2 separate regions of the Homo sapiens genome follow, and region 1 is linked to region 2. A link is a loop called in an ENCODE intact Hi-C map of the cell type or tissue named here. Cell type or tissue: natural killer cell. All regions are shown on one strand. Links, peaks and the distances in the headings refer to the core of each region. The heading gives the core; the rest is flanking DNA. Region 1 has its middle 27 kb from the start of YES1. Region 2 holds the start of LOC105371952 (a long non-coding RNA gene).

Region 1 (8,339 bases), core at 299-8,298, 200 kb after region 2:
TTCCAGTACCTCAGTGGACTCATACAGAATTTATTGTCAGTGTCTGGCTTATTCAGATCAGTGGTTCCTTTTTTTTTTTTTTTCTGAGTCAAGGTCTGATTCTATTGCCCAGGCAGAAGTCCAGTGGTGCAATCTTGGCTCACTGCAACCTCTGCTTCCCGGCTCAAGTGATCCTTCCACCTCAGCTTTCTGAGTAGCTGAGACTACAGCCACGCGCCACCGCACTGGCTAAGTTTTGCAGAGATGGGGTTGCGTCATGTTACCCAGGCTGGCCCCGAACTCCTGAGCTCAAGCGATCTGCCTGCCTTGGCCTCCCAAAGTGCTGGGATTACAGGCATGAGCCACCATACCCGGCCTCCACAAGTGATTTTGCTGCTCAGTCAGGGTTAAGAACCATTGATCTGGGGTGGGGGGAGGGGGGAGGGATAGCATTGGGAGATATACCTAATGCTAGAGGACGAGTTAGTGGGTGCAGTGCACCAGCATGTCACATGTATACATATGTAACTAACCTGCATATTGTGCACATGTACCCTAAAACTTAAAGTATTTAAAAAAAAAAAAAAAAGAACCATTGATCTGAGGTCGGGCACAGTGGCTTACACCTGTAATTGTAGCACTTTGGGAGGCCGAGGTGGGCAGATCGCTTGAGCTCAGGAGTTTGAGATCAGCCTGGCCAATATGGTGAAACCTGTCTCTGCTAAAAATACAAAAATTAACCAGGCATCATGGCACACACCTGTAATCCCAGCTACTCGAGAGGCTGGGGCAGGAGAATCACTTGAAGCAGAGGTTGCAGTGAGCCAAGATTGTGGCACTGCACTCCAGCCTGGGTGATAGAGCAAGACTCTGTCTCAAAAAAAAAAAAAAATTCACTTTTGGAGCTTTGAAAACCTGCTAATGCCTGGGCTATGCAGCTAGCGATTCTGACCTACATGGTATGAGGAAGGCGTCAAACACCTGCATTTAGAAAGAGCAAGTGAGAATGCCTGTTGTAGAAGTAGAAGATGGGAGGGGAATAGCATGACATGAGCTGCAAGAGGAAAGGCTGCGGCAGAGGGATATAGCAGTGACAAAGCACCTCTGAGGTTTGAAAGGACGAGGACTAGGGACAGCCACTGGGTCTGGCAAACAAGGTTTCATCAGAACCTTTAATAGGAGCAGTTTTAGTAGAAGAATGAGGGAAGAATCATTGGTGAGAAAGTTCTCTGAACTCTGGAGAAATTGGAAGCAAAATTACAGGTAGAATGGGAAGGTTTAAAGGATGGATGGAGATACGGTTAAATAATTAGGTAGAAGGGATGGAAATAGAGGGACTTGATGCCTGAGAGCTTCTATTTTCATTTTCTTTCTTTTTTTTTTTTGAGACGAAGTTTTGCTCTTGTCGCCCAGGTTGGAGTGCAATGGTGTGGTCTCCACTCTCTGCAACATCCGCCTCCCAGGTTCAAGCGATTCTCCTGCCTCAGCCTCCCAAGTAGCTGGGATTACAGGTGGGTGTCACCGTGCTCAGCTATTTTTTGTATTTTTAGTGGAGATGGGGTTTCACCATATTGGCTGCGCTGGCCAACTCCTGACCTCGGGTTATTCACCTGCCTCGGCCTCCCAAAATGCTGGGATTACAGGCGTGAGCCACTGAGCCGGGCCAAGAGAGCTTCTATTTTCTTTTTTTTTTTTATTGTACTCTAAGTTTTAGGGTACATGTGCACATTGTGCAGGTTAGTTACATATGTATACATGTGCCATGCTGGTGCGCTGCACCCACTAACGTGTCATCTAGCATTAGGTATATCTCCCAATGCTATCCCTCCCCCCTCCCCCGACCCCACCACAGTCCCCAGAGTGTGATATTCCCCTTCCTGTGTCCATGTGATCTCATTATTCAATTCCCACCTATGAGTGAGAATATGCGGTGTTTGGTTTTTTGTTCTTGCGATAGTTTACTGAGAATGATGGTTTCCAATTTCATCCACGTCCCTACAAAGGACATGAACTCATCATTTTTTATGGCTGCATAGTATTCCACGGTGTATATGTGCCACATTTTCTTTTTTTTTTTTTTGAGACGGAGTCTCGCTCTGTCGCCCAGGCCGGACTGCGGACTGCAGTGGCGCAATCTCGGCTCACTGCAAGCTCCGCTTCCCGGGTTCACGCCATTCTCCTGCCTCAGCCTCCCGAGTAGCTGGGACTACAGGCGCCCGCCACCGCGCCCGGCTAATTTTTTGTATTTTTAGTAGAGACGGGGTTTCACCTTGTTAGCCAGGATGGTCTCGATCTCCTGACCTCATGATCCACCCGCCTCGGCCTCCCAAAGTGCTGGGATTACAGGCGTGAGCCACCGCGCCCGGCCAGTGCCACATTTTCTTAATCCAGTCTATCATTGTTGGACATTTGGGTTGGTTCCAAGTCTTTGCTATTGTGAATAGTGCCGCAATAAACATACGTGTGCATGTGTCTTTATAACAGCATGATTTATAGTCCTTTGGGTATATACCCAGTAATGGGATGGCTGGAACACTTTTACACTGTTGGTGGGACTGTAAACTAGTTCAACCATTGTGGAAGTCAGTGTGGCGATTCCTCAGGGATCTAGAACTAGAGAGCTTCTATTTTCTAAGTGGCACTTCAGGCACAGTCACCAGAGGCCACATGGCACTGGTGACCAAGAACATAGGTTTTACAGCCAGATGACCTAGGCTCACATTCTCAGTCCTTTGATCTCTGTTCTTCTGATTCTCATTTGTAAAATGGGGATTTTTTTCTGCCCTGTAGGACTGTTGCGAAGGTTAAAGGAGTTAGTACCTATGATGTTTTTGGAATAATATCTGGCATGCAGTGAGGACTCAGTTTTGTGTTAACAGTGATAGAAGCAAGGAATGGGTTGGATGGCCAGGTCATCTCTGTGAGGCATGGAAAAAGAAACCCACTAGAGCTGCAAAGCGGTGTTCATAGTGTCAGTGGCCCAGCTAAAGCTGGAAACCATTAATTTTGTAACAGAACCAACTAGTGACTATTTTATTTTTTTTGGCAGAACTCAGCAGCAGGAAGAAGCCAAGGTAAGGCATTAGCCAGGGAGGTGGGGCAGAAGGGCCAGGGGCTGGAGAATCTCCAGTGCTCCCATGACTGTGGCCACATGGTTCAACTGTGATCCAGGTTGGGGTTCGTAAACTCAGAGGTCAGGGGGACATCAGGTGTCTGAGCCCTGGCAGAGTCCAGGGGAGATTTAGAGGCTGTGGAGGAGGTGGAAATGCAACAGGGAAGAGAATTATGACCACAGAGAGAATATCAATACGACAAGCATGTTTGAGGGCTCCCGGCTCAGAGTTTATTCCACTCCATCAATCATTTTCTTCTTCTTTCTTATTTTTATTTTTTATTTTTTTTTGATACAGAATCTCCCTCTGTTGCCCAGGCTGGAGTGCAGTGGTGGGACCTTGGCTCACTGCAACCTCTGCCTCCCAGGTTCAAGTAATTCTCCTGCCTTAGCCTCCCCAGTAGCTGGGATTACAGGCACCCAGCTAATTTTTGTATTTTTAGTAGAGATGGGGTTTCTCTACTGGCCATGTTGGCCAGGCTGGTCTCAAACTCCTGGCCTCAAGCAGTCCACCCGCCTTGGGCCTCCCAAAGTGCTGGGATTACAGGTGTGAGCCGCTGCACCTAGCCTCATCAATCATTTTCAAACTCTTCTGAGGAACCTGATGGTTCTTCAGCGATGCCTCAGGAATGATTCTTTCAATCAGGGCGACTCCATTTTCATTTGTTGAGACGTGGGGGCGTGGGTGGGGTGGATGGGGGCAGTGACAAAAGTATATTTTATCAATAAAATTTGACTAAAAAAAGTGGTGTTGCTTGTTTTTTGCTTCTGGTTTGAAAACCACTTTGGTTTGGCTGGATGAACTTGGGTTTGACAGTGAGGAGGTGTATCAGTCCGTTTTCACGCTGCTGATAAAGACATACCTGAGACTGGGTAATTTATAAAGAAAAAGAGGTTTAATGGACTCACAGTTTCACGTGGTTGGGGAGGCCTCACAATGAAAGGCACGTCTTACATGGCGGGCAGGCCAGAGAGACAGAGTCAAGGGAAGGGGGAACCCTCTTCTAAAGCCATCAGATCTCGTGAGACTTATTCACTACCACGAGAACAGTATGGGGGAAACTGACCCCATGATTCAATTATCTCCCACCGGGTCCCTCCAGCAACACGTGGGAATTCTGGGAGCTACAATTCAAGATGAGATTTGGGTGAGGACACAGCCAAACCATATCAGGAGGCATAGTTCTGTCTCCTCCAAACTAGCAGTGTAGTTTGGGCTAGGCCCTCACCTTGCTGGGTTCTCAGTGCTCTTTTTGGGAAATCGGCGGGCTGCCCTAGGTCTTTGCGAGCTGCCTTCCCTGAGGGCTGGAGTTGAGTTCACAGCTGTGCAGCGTCTGTGGAGCTCTGCGGGCGCCACCTGGTGGTCAAAACTGGCAGTGCCGTTAGCGGGCTCAGCGGGACGTGAGAACCCAGGCAGCTTGCTAGATGGGCTTCTATTTACATTAGAGAACAATCTCTCCAGGGGACAGGGTGCCCTAACCAGGGTAAGAGAGCTCTTTTGTTAGAATAAATTGAGGATGAGCTGAACATGGCACAGTAGCCAGGATCTCATCATGAAAATCAGAATAACTCATCCACATATGTGAATAATTTATGGCATATGCAGCCTGTTGGAGAGAGAAGGCCCATGCTATTAGTCAGAACTTACTTACAATCAGCTTGCTTCAATTAGGTTTTCCTTTATTGAAACAGTGACCTTGAAAATGACTTCATTTTCATATTCAGGCCTATCTCATGTGTTTCCCAGAATAGTTATAAAACTGATCTGATGTGTGTGCTGTTTATGTTCCAGCACTTGTTGAGTGGCGATGAAGTCAGGGTCACTCTACAATGAGCCACGACAGCCTCTTTTGTCTCTAAATAATTTTTAAAATGGCTGATTGGTAATACTGGAGAGCCAGGTGTATGATTCAGAAGGGTTACTGGAACAAAAAATTCTGAAAATGGCCTTGGATTGTTAATTTCCTATCCATGGGCATAGAAGGTGTCTGCAACACAGGCTCTGTCACAAAACAAATGATATAAAATGATAATAGAGCGGAAGTGGGAGGGAGTTTTTCTGTCATTGTGTTAGTCCCTGAACCCTCAAGGAAAGAGATAACAGTGCCTCTGGCTTTGGACTACAGATACCCACTCCCTTTGTTTAACTCCTACTTTTTTTTTTCCAGAAAAGTTTCAGACTAAAAATGTACCCTCCAAAGAAGTAGCTTCAAAAACTCCTTGCAAGAGCTCAGTTCCTTTACATTTATGGTCATTTTATTTTCTTTATGAGAAACTTGTGGATTAAAAACTATAGGCTAGGTGTGGTGGCTCATGCCTATAATCCCAGTACTTTGGGAGGCTGAGGCAGGAGGATCCATTGAGCCCAGCAGCCTGAGATGAACTGGGCAAGATAGGGAGACCCCACATCTACAAAAAAAAAAAGAAAAAAAAAAGAAAAATTAGCCAGCTGTGGCAGTGCATGCCTGTAGTCCCACATACTCAGGAATCTGAATCAGGAGGATCTCTTGAGCCCAGGAGTTCAGGGTTCATAGTCTCAACCTCCTGGGCTCAAGCAATTCTCCTGCCTCAGCCTCGCAAAGTGCTAGGCTTGCAGGTGTGGGCCACTGTGCCTAGCCATATCTTCATCTTTTAACTCTCTCTTCAATTGGCTTCAGTGACACTATTATCCAGACTCTTATTCTTCCTCTTTAAAAATCCCTTTTCAGTTTTTTTTTTGAAAATGCGAGTGTGTATGTGTGTGTTTGTGTAAGTTCTTGTTTGCCATTTACTGAGCCCCTCCTAAGTGCCAGGCACTGTAATAGTTTGCATACATTTTATAGTGTAATCCTCTGAATGGCTTCTTGACATCAGTACTTTAAATTTCCGTTTTACATGATGAGCCCATGACTCAGAAAAGTTAAATAACTTGTCCATGTTCTACAGAAAGTAACAGATTCAAACCCAGAGACACTGGTGTTCAGAGGTTGAGCTCTTACTCTCTGATGTTATACTGACTCCTCTATCATGCCTCTTGAAGTTTAACCTTCCTGAAGGTGCTGTCCACAGTCCATATTTCCCTAGGGAGTATTATTCTCACCCAGGGATTCAATGACATTTTTAAGCTGATGCATGTGAAGTCACTGTGTGCACTGTCATTCCACACCCATGCCCACTGAGCATCTCTAAATTCATGTCCCATAGGCCATGCAATTTATCAAAGCCCACATAACATGGGAATTTTACCCACTTCCAGCTTCATCCCATATTGCTCTTCTACTTGGTCAGGGCACTCCAGCTGGAATGAGACCACCACTTCTCCTGTTGTCCTTCCCAGCTTCTCCCCCACCTCCCCTTCCCCTAGTTTATAAGACAGGAGAAAAGGGAGAAAGCAAACAGTTGGAAAGAAACAGAAGTAAGATAAATAGCTAGACGACCTTGGCGCCAACACCTGGCCCTGGTGGTTAAAATAATAATAATAATAATAATAATAATAACCCCTGACCAAAACTACTGGTGTTATCTATACATTCCAGACATTGTATGAGAAAGCATACAATGAGAAAGCACTGTATGAGAAAGCGCTGTATGAGAAAGCACTGTAAAACTGTAAAACTTTTTGTTCTGTTAGCTGATGCATGTAACCCCCAGTCACGTTCCTCACGCTTACTTGATCTATTATGACCCTTTCACGTGGACCCCTTAGAGTTGTAAGCCCTTAAAAGGGCTAGGAATTTCTTTTTCGGGGAGCTCGGCTCTTAAGACACGAGTCTGCCAACGCTCCTGGCCAAGTAAAAACCTCTTCCTTCTTTAATCCGGTGCCTGAGGAGTTTTGTCTGCGACTCGTCCTGCTACACAGCCACACCCAACCTCCTTTCTGTTTCTCAAAGATGTCAAACTCATTCCTGCTCCAAGGCCGTTGCCCGGGCTCTTCTCATTTACCAGCATATACTTTTCACTGCTTATTTCACAGCTGGCTTCTTCTTGGACTTCTTGTCTCAGCTGAATTGCCATCTCCTTAGAGAAACTTTACGGACCATCCTATCTATGAAAGTGTTTCCCCTGTAGTTTTTCCTGATCACATCATCCTTTATAATTATCTTGGATTTTGCTTGGTTGTTGTCTATCTGCTCCCATCAAAACATATGTCCCTTGAAGTCGTCATTTGTTCAGGCACATATAAATATTTGTACAGGTTGTGCACTGTGCAAGGACACCTAGCTGAGGTGGGTGTGTGGGCTCAAATCTAGTCTGCCTCCACTTTCTGACCAGAAGGGCTATCTTTAAAAAAATTGTACAAAGACACCATCCAGGGTAGCAGTGGATGTGGCCCTGTGTGTCTTATCCAGCAGTTTATTTTCATAGTCTATAACAGTGACTGGTACATATTAGGCTTTCATAAAATATTTAGCAAATGAATAAAAGGGGGTGATGTAGCTGCAGGACAGTATTTTTTTTTTTTTTTTTGAGATGGAGTTTCCCTCTTGTTGCCCAGGCTGGAGTGCAATGGCACAATCTCGGCTCACTGCAACCTCCGACTCCCTGGTTCAAGCGATTCTCCTGCCTCAGTCTCCCAGTAGCTGGGATTACAGGCATGTGCCACCACGCCTGGCTAATTTTGTATTTTTAGTAGAAACGAGGTTTCTCCATGTTGGTCAAGCTAGTCTCGAATTCCCGACCTCAGGTGATCTGCCCGCCTCGGCCTCCCAAAGTTCTGGGATTACAGGCATGAGCCACTGCGCCCAGCCTGCTTGGTTATTTTCTATCCTGGCTGGGAGCAGTGGCTCAAATCTGTAATTCCAGTACTTTGGGAGGCTGAGGCAGGTGGATCACAAGGTCAAGAGATGGAGACCATCCTGGCCAACATGGTGAAACCCTGTCTCTACTAAAAATACAAAAATTAGCCTGGCGTGGTGGTACGTGCCTGTAATCCCAGCTACTCAGGAGACTGAGGCAGGAGAATCACTTGAAACAGGGAGTTGGAAGTTGCAGTGAGCTGAGATGGCGCCACTGCACTCCAGCGTGGCGACAGGTGGAGTCTCCGTCTCAAAAACAACAACAACAACAAAACAAAAAAATCTGTCCTGCAGCTACGTTACTCCCTTTCGTTAATTCACTAAATATTTTATGAAAGCCTAATATGTACCAGTCACTGTACTCCAGCCTGGGCAACAAGAACGAAACTGCATCTCAAAAAAAAAAAAAAAAAAAAAAAAAAAAAGGAAAATAACCAAGCAGTTCTAACATTTAAAAATTTTCCAATTGCATG
Region 2 (8,339 bases), core at 275-8,274:
CATTCTCTGTCAGCCTCTCCCGACCTCAGTAGTTGGTCTTTTCTCCCCCTTCTTTTGAAAGCAGAGTCCATTATACAAATGGACTTGTTTACTTCTCCACATCCCTCTTGTGCAAATTTTCTGCCATGGACACCTCTACCCCACCTTAGAATGTATATTAGACAATTTTGACATCTAGAATGTCTTGTTGGGCAGAAAAGCGTTTGGAAAGCGTTGCTCCAGGTAGCTCTGATTACAAACTGGACCTTTTCGCGGGGTTACCTAGAGCAGTTGAGAGTGCTCTTTCTCCTGGCCAGGTGCAGTTGCTCATGGCTGTAATCCCAGCACTCTGGAAGGCCGAGGCGGGCGGATCACCTGCGGTCAGGAGTTTGAGACCAGCCTGGCCAACATGGCGAAACCCCGTTCTACTAAAAATACAAAAATTAGCCAGATATGGTGGTATGAACCTGTAATCCCAGCTACTCAGGAGGCTGAGGCAAGAGAATTGCTTGAACCTGGGAGGCAGAGGTTGCAGTGAGCTGAGATCAAGCCTCCAGCCTGGGCCTCAGAGCGAGACTCTGTCTTGAAAAAATAATAATAATAATAAACAGATAAATAAAATTTAAAAAAATAAAAAAGGAGTGCTCTCTCTCCTGAACTGCTGACTCGAGGACTCTCTCAGCCTGTTTTATCATTTGGAAGAGGAAATAATATATCTGCTTCGTACACATCTTTAGAAGTTTAAATAAAATGTCTGAAATATCAATGATTCTCATTATTCAAATATTTGTTTTTTAAGTCACAGTTGCAAGGTTATATACAGAAGCATAGGTTTTTATAACAGAAAAATAGACACTTAATATACTGACCTCTTACAAAAATAGTCCTGCTCAAGCATCCCATCTATGTATCATTAACATCTATTTCTTTCTACCCAGCTAAAATAGTTTATTAATAATCCTTGAATGTCACAAGATAATACAGAATAAATCAGATAATACATTAAAATGCACCTGATAATCAATATGCACCAGATAATGGACACAGTATACATCAGATAATACAGTACAAATTCAATGAAAGTTTAGTGTTGCAAAGGTAAAATGTAAAGAATGTCCTAATGTGCTCCCATGCTGCTTAAAACTGTTATTATAAATTGCTTTTTATTATAAATATATAAAGAATGATGTAATAGGCCAGCCATGGTGGCTCATCCCTGTAATTCCAGGTCTTTGGGAGGCTGAGGCAGGTGAATCACTTGAGGTTAGGAGTTTGAGACCAGCCTGGCCAACATGGTGAAACCCCGTCTCTACTAAAAATATAAAAATTAGCCAGGTGTGGTGGTACGCACCTGTAGTCTCAGCTACTCCGGAGGCTGAGGCAGGAGAATCGCTTGAAACCAGAAGCCGGAGGTTGCAGTGGGTCAAGATCAAGCAACTGCACTCCAGCCTAGGTGACAGAGCGAGACTTTGTCTCAGGAAAAAAAAAAAATTCTCAGTCACCTAGATTGAGAAATAGAACATTACCAAAACAGATAAAGCCCCACTGTGTTCCCATCCACATCACATTCACTTTATCTCCTCAAAAGGAAAGTGCTATTTTGAATTTAGTATTAATTATTTCCTTGCATTTCTTCCTACTCATATCATGTGCCTATATACATATAATATATACAAATGCCGATATCATACATAGCAATGTTTTACATTTCGATTTTTGCATTGTCAATGTAGAATTTTTAAACTTAAAAACATGCTTCATACAGCCGGGTGTGGTGGCTCATGCCTGTAATCCCAGCATTTTGGGAGGCCAAGGCAGGCGGATCACGAGGTCAGGAGTTCGAGACCAGCCTGACCAACATGGTGAAACCCCATCTCTATTAAAAATACAAAAAAAAATATTAGCTGGTCATGGTGGCGCGTGCCTGTAATCCCAGCTACTCAGGAGGCTGAGGCAGGAGAATTGTTTGAACCCAGGAGGCAGAGGTTGCAGTGAGCCGAGATCGCACCATTGCACTCCAGCCTGGGTGACAGAGCGAGACTCCATCTCAAAAAAAAAAAAAAAAAAAAAGCTTCATACAAACATGAAACGGGCACATGTCTGGCTGGGTGCGGTGGCTCATGCCTGTAATCCCAGCACTTTGGGAGGCCAAGGCGGGCAATCACTTAAGGCCAGGAGTTCGAGACCAGCCTGGTCAGCATGGTGAAACCCCGTCTCTACTAAAACTACAAAAATTAGCCAGGCATGGTGGCATGCGCCTGTAGTCCCAGCTACTCGGGAGGCTGAGGCACAAGTATCACTTGATCCCAGGAAGCAGAGGTTGCAGTGAGCCAAGATTGTGTCACTGCACTCCTGCCTGGGTAACAGAGTGATACTCTGTCTCAAACAAACAAACAAAAAAAACAAAGAAAAGAAAAAGAAAAAAGAAATGGGCACATGTCAAATGTTAATTTGACTATGTAACTTATTAATGAAGGAACCAGCAGGGTGTTAGAGCTGGGTCAAAGAAGTATAAGAGAGACTGGAGTGCTTACAGTCAAGCAGAGACAGAATGCTGAAAGGTTATGAAATTAGATATGTTAGTTAATATTCGAAAGGGCAACTAAACTGTAAATCTTGCCATTATCTTTTCTATCAGACCAAAATAATTTACATCTCTACTAGACAAACATTTGCCACTTTTCAATCCATAATCTATGGGTAATTTCATGGAGTCTGGCCCTAATCAACAGTAAATAGTAAAGCCAACAAAGGATCTCTTCCCTAGACCTTGAAGTGATCTTTGGGTGGACCCCTTAGACAATAATTTAGTATGACATTGAGAGGACACGCAAGCCTGGGCAGCATAGTGAGACCCGCCTCTACAAAAAAATTAAAAATTAGCCGGGCATGGTGGTGTGAGCCTGTAGTCCTAGCTACTCAGGAGGCTAAGGTGGAAATACCACTTGAGCCCAGGAGTTCGAGGCTGTAGTGAGCTATGATCATGCCATTGCACTCCAGCCTGGGTAACAGAGCGAGAACCTGTCTTGAAAAAAAAGAAAAGAAAAAAGAAAAAGAAACAAAAGGAAATGCAGCCATTTTTTTTTTGCCTTATTTCCAAGTTCTGGATAATTTTTCTTTTTTAACAATATAAATATTATCACTTATGTATTCTTTTGCAATATGGCTTTTCACTCAGTGTAGTTTGCAAGGGTTAGCCATGTGAATGCATGCTGCTCTAGTTCATTAATTCACTGTTGTATGTTGGTCTATGTAGGCATATCACAATTTATTCATTCCCTAGCTGAAGTACATTTGCTTTCAAGGTTTTGCTATTATAAACAAATCTCATACCTTTAATCAAATAATAATTTTGTCTCTTCAATCAGCTTTGATTTACTTTGTTCTAATACTAAGCACACAACTATAATTATAATTTCATTACTGATAAATATAAAATATTTTCCAAAACATCACAAATCTTTTTTTTTTCACTATTTACTATACACTTTTGGTCTTAATTTAAAGCGGCTTCACTATATGTGGTTCTTTTCCTCTTTTCCCATACTAATTACTGGTACTGGACATATACATCCAAAATCAAATAGTAGTGTCCTTTTTAAGGGATAAATGGGATGTGATGTAGAAGGGGCATAGTAGGGACTTCATCTGTTTTGGCAAATTTTTTCTTAATATAGGTGGTAGGCATGTGGAATTTATAACAAAAGTTCTGTCTCCAGCCCAGTTTCTGTTACATAAAACCATATAATTAACAGTTAAACTGGATCTGGTTTGACACAGATGTAGACGATATTAATAATTACTCCAGAACAACAGGCATAACTAAAAACTACCACAGGCAAAAGGGGAAAATAGAGAATGTAAGGGCTGGGACTTAAGCCCATGTTGCCCACCTCCAAGTTTCATGGACTTTTTCCTTCTCCACATTACTTTCTTCTCTGCTAGACTGTCCTGATGTACCTGCTCTGCACACAGAATTAGACGAGGCGATCAGGTTGGTCAATGTATCCAATCAGCAGTATGGCCAGATTCTCCAGATGACCCGGAAGCACTTGGAGGACACCGCCTATCTGGTGGAGAAGATGAGAGGGCAATTTGGCTGGGTGTCTGAACTGGCAAACCAGGCCCCAGAAACAGAGATCATCTTTAATTCAATACAGGTAAAGGAGAGACCCAAGAGCAGATACGGAAATGACACGTGCATACCTTGATTTCACTGTTAATTTACTTATGAATTGTGTCTGAATTTGAAAACAAGCTGTAGGAGGTATTCATATTTCCATTGTGATTGCCTTCAGGCTGACTTGATTTAACGTAGTTCATGGTCTTTAGAAAACAAGAAAGTCCATAAAGAAAATCAATTTAAAACACAAAATACTTTCTAATCTAGAAATGGCTATTTCTGCTTAGAGTTATAGGGCTATAACTGATAGAGGTAACCTTGAAGAAATATGGCCAATGTAGGTTTTAGGAGAGAAGACTTACAAATAAAGCAATTTGAGTTCAAAATTTGACTCTGAAACTTACCAGCTGAGTAAGCTTGGGAAAGTACCTCAACCATTCTAGGCCTCAGTGTTCCACCTGTAAAATGGTAACAATCATAGCTATCTTAACGTGTACACCTATAAAGTGATTAGTATAGATTTCTTATACAAAACAAGAGCTCTGTAAATTATAGCTCTTATTAGTTGCTGACACAATAAAGCCACTGAGTTATCTTGAGAATTAAACATTTATATGTTACTCGTCACATAAAAATACATTGCCAGCTGGGCGCAGTGGCTTATGCCTGTAATCCCAGCACTTTGGGAGGCTGAGGTGGGTGGATCACTTGAGGTCAGGAGTTTGAGACCAGCCTGGCTAATGTGGCGAAACCCCGTCTCTACCAAAAACATAAAAAATTAGCCAAGTGTGATGGCACACACTTGTAATCCCAGCTACTCAGGAGGCTGAGGCAGGAGAATCACTTGAACCCGGAAGGCAGAGGTTGCAGTGAGCTGAGATCGTGCCACTGCACTCCAGCCTGGGCGACAGAAGGAGACTCTGTCTCAAAAAAAACAAAAATAAAAACATATTGCCATCTTAAATTCCACCTATACCATGACTCCCAGATTCAGTCAATAACTTTTTGCATAACATGCAAGTGACTTTTCTTCCTAAGACATCCCCCCTCCAACACACACACATTACCTTAATCTACAAATGCGCCAGGCTAGTGATTCCTGATGAGGCTGGTTTTGAGGGGTTCCCAAAAAGACTTGGATACAAAAATTACTGGGCAGAGCAATTGAAGATGCAATATTCTGTGTGTAGTATGTTAGGTTATGTTGGTGCCCTATCCAGATCCCTGGGGATCCCTTTTACCAGCTCCCACTGGTGCTGGTGCTGCTGCTAACTGCTTATCTCTGAAACTTTCTCCCAAAGATTGCCCTTGGAGCACTTATGCCCCAGAGCTTCCTGCAGGATCAGGCTGAGGCTAACAGTCATCTGAAGCCATATCCTTGCTTAGCTTCTTTCACTTCTCTAGTTTGCTTTCCTCATCCCCTTAAAAGTTGCACCTGAGAGCATTCTTTATAAACCACTTCTGTCAGAATCTCAGGCACTGCTTCTAGGAAATTAGACTTATGGCATTCTATAATCCAGCATTTCCCTCTTTTTTCAAACTACAAAGCTGTGGATCATGCCTGATTTGAGAAATAAGTTTAGAAAGTCACAGCAAGCTCATTAAAAAACAAAATTAAAAACCATACAAAAAATAGAATAGGACAAAGTAGAAAATATTAGCATGCATTGCATTTCATAAGTCATATGCACATCATGGAATTTCATTTCCATTTTGTATGTGTATATGTGTGTAAACATATATACACATATGTAGACATACGTGTGTGTTTTGAATCATGATGTCAAGTGTATTCATTACTGCAGACCACAGTCAAAGGGTTTTGAAAGCCACTGTTCCAATCCCTGCCAGCTCTCTGATTCTATAACTCTATTAGATTACACTTGAGGAAGGTAAAATAATTCAATATATTTGATCATCCTCGCATATATAGACTTTTAGTTTAACGAGGAAAAAGTCTTGTATTGAAGAATAAAACTTGAAGAAAAATTTTAGCAGTGCTTTCAACCTTTAGAAATCTACAGTCAATATTTAGTTGTTTTTACCATTGTCAGTATTTTCTATTCTGTGCTTTGATTTACTTCCATTCTAGTGTCTCTTGAGTAACATAACAGATTTATCTAAAATTCTTTATGCTGATAACAAAGGCACTTCTATATAAAAACCTCCACATAAAATAAAATTATGGTTTTCAATTATACATTTTTATAACAATTATTACCACTTAAGAGCATTTACTGGGTGTCAGGCAATGTTCTAAGAACTTTTTCCATATATCAGATCATTTAATACCCTCAATGACCCTATAAAGGAAGTAGAATTCTTTCCCCAGTTTTTCAAATGAGGCACAGAGGAGGTTAAGCAACTTGTCTGAGCTCACACAGCTAGTAAATGGTAGAACTAGAATTCAAACTCAAGCAGTATTTCTCTAGAATCAGTGAACGTAACCACTTTGCTAAACTGCCTGTGAAGTTACTTTTCTCAAAACAGCTCCTATTTCACCATGTAAAGAAAAGTACAAACCCATAAAATAGCAAGTGCTGAAGAGAAGCCTTATGAAAGAAATATACAAATTCCAGCAAGTGAAAACGGTTGTGGTCCCTGGTTGTATAATAGTTACATGGGTGTTGACTTTACAATTATTTAAACCAAACATAAATACTTTATGCAGTTTTTATGTATGTTATACTCACAGAAAGAGAAGGGAAAAATTTTTAAATCATTCTCTTAAGGTTACATCAAGTTGCGTATCAGTTCAGTTCCATTTAAATGATTCAAATCAAAGTCTGTGCATTTGAGAATTCATTAAGAGAGTAACATACATGTTATTCATTAAGAGTAACATAAATTTTGCATTGATTCTTGCCAAAATCACACCTACAACCATAAATTGTAAATTTCTAGGAAAACTCAGTACAAAACTTGGTGCAATGCAATAAAGTTTGTGGCACAGACAGTAATACTCAGCAAACATCCCACCTCCTCTCTCATATTTTCCAGCTCCCCTTGTGGTTAAACGTTGCCATGTGGCAAGTTCTGGCCAGTGAAGCGTGAGCAAAACTGAAAAGGGTTCTTTGTAGATTGAGACAGTGAAGAGCCTATGTGTGCTCATCTATTCTCTTTTTCTGCTGAGGGCACAAAGAAAGTCCTGAAATCATGTGCTACAGCTATGAGATAATGTGCCTTTGCCTACCAGGCTTCTCAGTGTTTACTGGTGTGGAGCCCTTGTAATGGACACATAACATGAACAAGAAATAAATCTTTGTTGCATGAAGCCCTAGGAATGCCAGGACTAATCTGTTACCTCAGCACAACCCAGCCTATCCTGACTAAGGTGGTATTAAATTACTATTGAATGTGTATTGGGATTTAGTAAACTTCTACTGTATAATCCTTCTTCTGTAGGTAGTTCCAAGGATTCATGAAGGAAATATTTCCAAACAAGATGAAACAATGATGACAGACTTAAGCATTCTGCCTTCCTCTAATTTCACACTCAAGATCCCTCTTGAAGAAAGTGCTGAGAGTTCTAACTTCATTGGCTACGTAGTGGCAAAAGCTCTACAGCATTTTAAGGAACATTTTAAAACCTGGTAAGCAGAGTGCCTGGTTAGGAATGCCTTGTTGACAGGAATAGTTAATTCTCAAAAGGGAAAAACAAAACTTGTTTCCAAATACCTGGAAAACATGTTTAACCTCATTAATAAAGACATGAAAACAAACAAGATGGCATTTTCTGCCTATCAGATTTGCAAATTAAAAAAAAACCCAGGAAATCCTGATAGGAATGTGATGAAATGGGAATTCTCATATATCATGTATTGGTGGGAACATAATTGGTTTTGCATTTTTGAAAGCTATTTGATTATGCATATGAAGAGCCATAAAATTTCCTTTTGATATAATAATTCCACTTCCGAAATCAATCCTAAGGAATAAATCTAAATTTGATGAAAAGTTCTCCCTCCAAGATCTAGATTTGCAGCATTATTTAAAATATTAAAATGTTGGCCGGGCGCAGTGGCTCATGCCTGTAATCCCAGCACTTTGGGAGGCTGAGGCGGGCGGATCACGAGGTCAGGAGATTGAGACCATCCTGGATAACACGGAGAAACTGCGTCTCTACTAAAATAAAAAAAATTAGCCGGGCGTGGTGGCGGGCGCCTGTAGTCCCAGCTACTCGGGAGGCTGAGGCAGGAGAATGGCGTGAACCCGGGAGGCAGAGCTTGCAGTGAGC

Evidence for each region. Hi-C counts contacts between places; a loop is a spot of excess contacts. Peaks named below come from ENCODE experiments on the same cell type or tissue, not always from the same donor. Only the 100,000 strongest peaks of a DNase experiment are listed, where the experiment ranks them.
Region 1: it touches region 2 in a loop (4-fold over the local background); 6 of 110 quality-filtered maps call a loop at or near these places.

Annotation. Positions count from the first base shown.
Region 1 is chr18:835,071-843,409 of GRCh38, forward strand. No RefSeq gene overlaps it. Among named protein-coding and RNA genes, the nearest start is that of YES1, 27 kb to the left of the region's middle. In natural killer cell, for the core only: CTCF peaks have their summits at 4,453 (motif pointing left) and 4,653; a DNase peak (open chromatin) is centred at 4,431.
Region 2 is chr18:637,403-645,741 of GRCh38, forward strand. CLUL1 (clusterin like 1) reads left to right here. Exons shown (of 10, transcript NM_001393344.1): 8 at 3,925-4,139; 9 at 7,508-7,695. It overlaps LOC105371952 (a long non-coding RNA gene), which reads right to left and starts at 7,512. Exons shown (of 7, transcript XR_935082.4): 1 at 4,507-7,512; 2 at 3,873-4,305. RefSeq lists an enhancer at 3,753-4,952. In natural killer cell, for the core only: no CTCF peak of the experiment used is centred there; no DNase peak of the experiment used is centred there; H3K27me3 peaks cover 242 bases.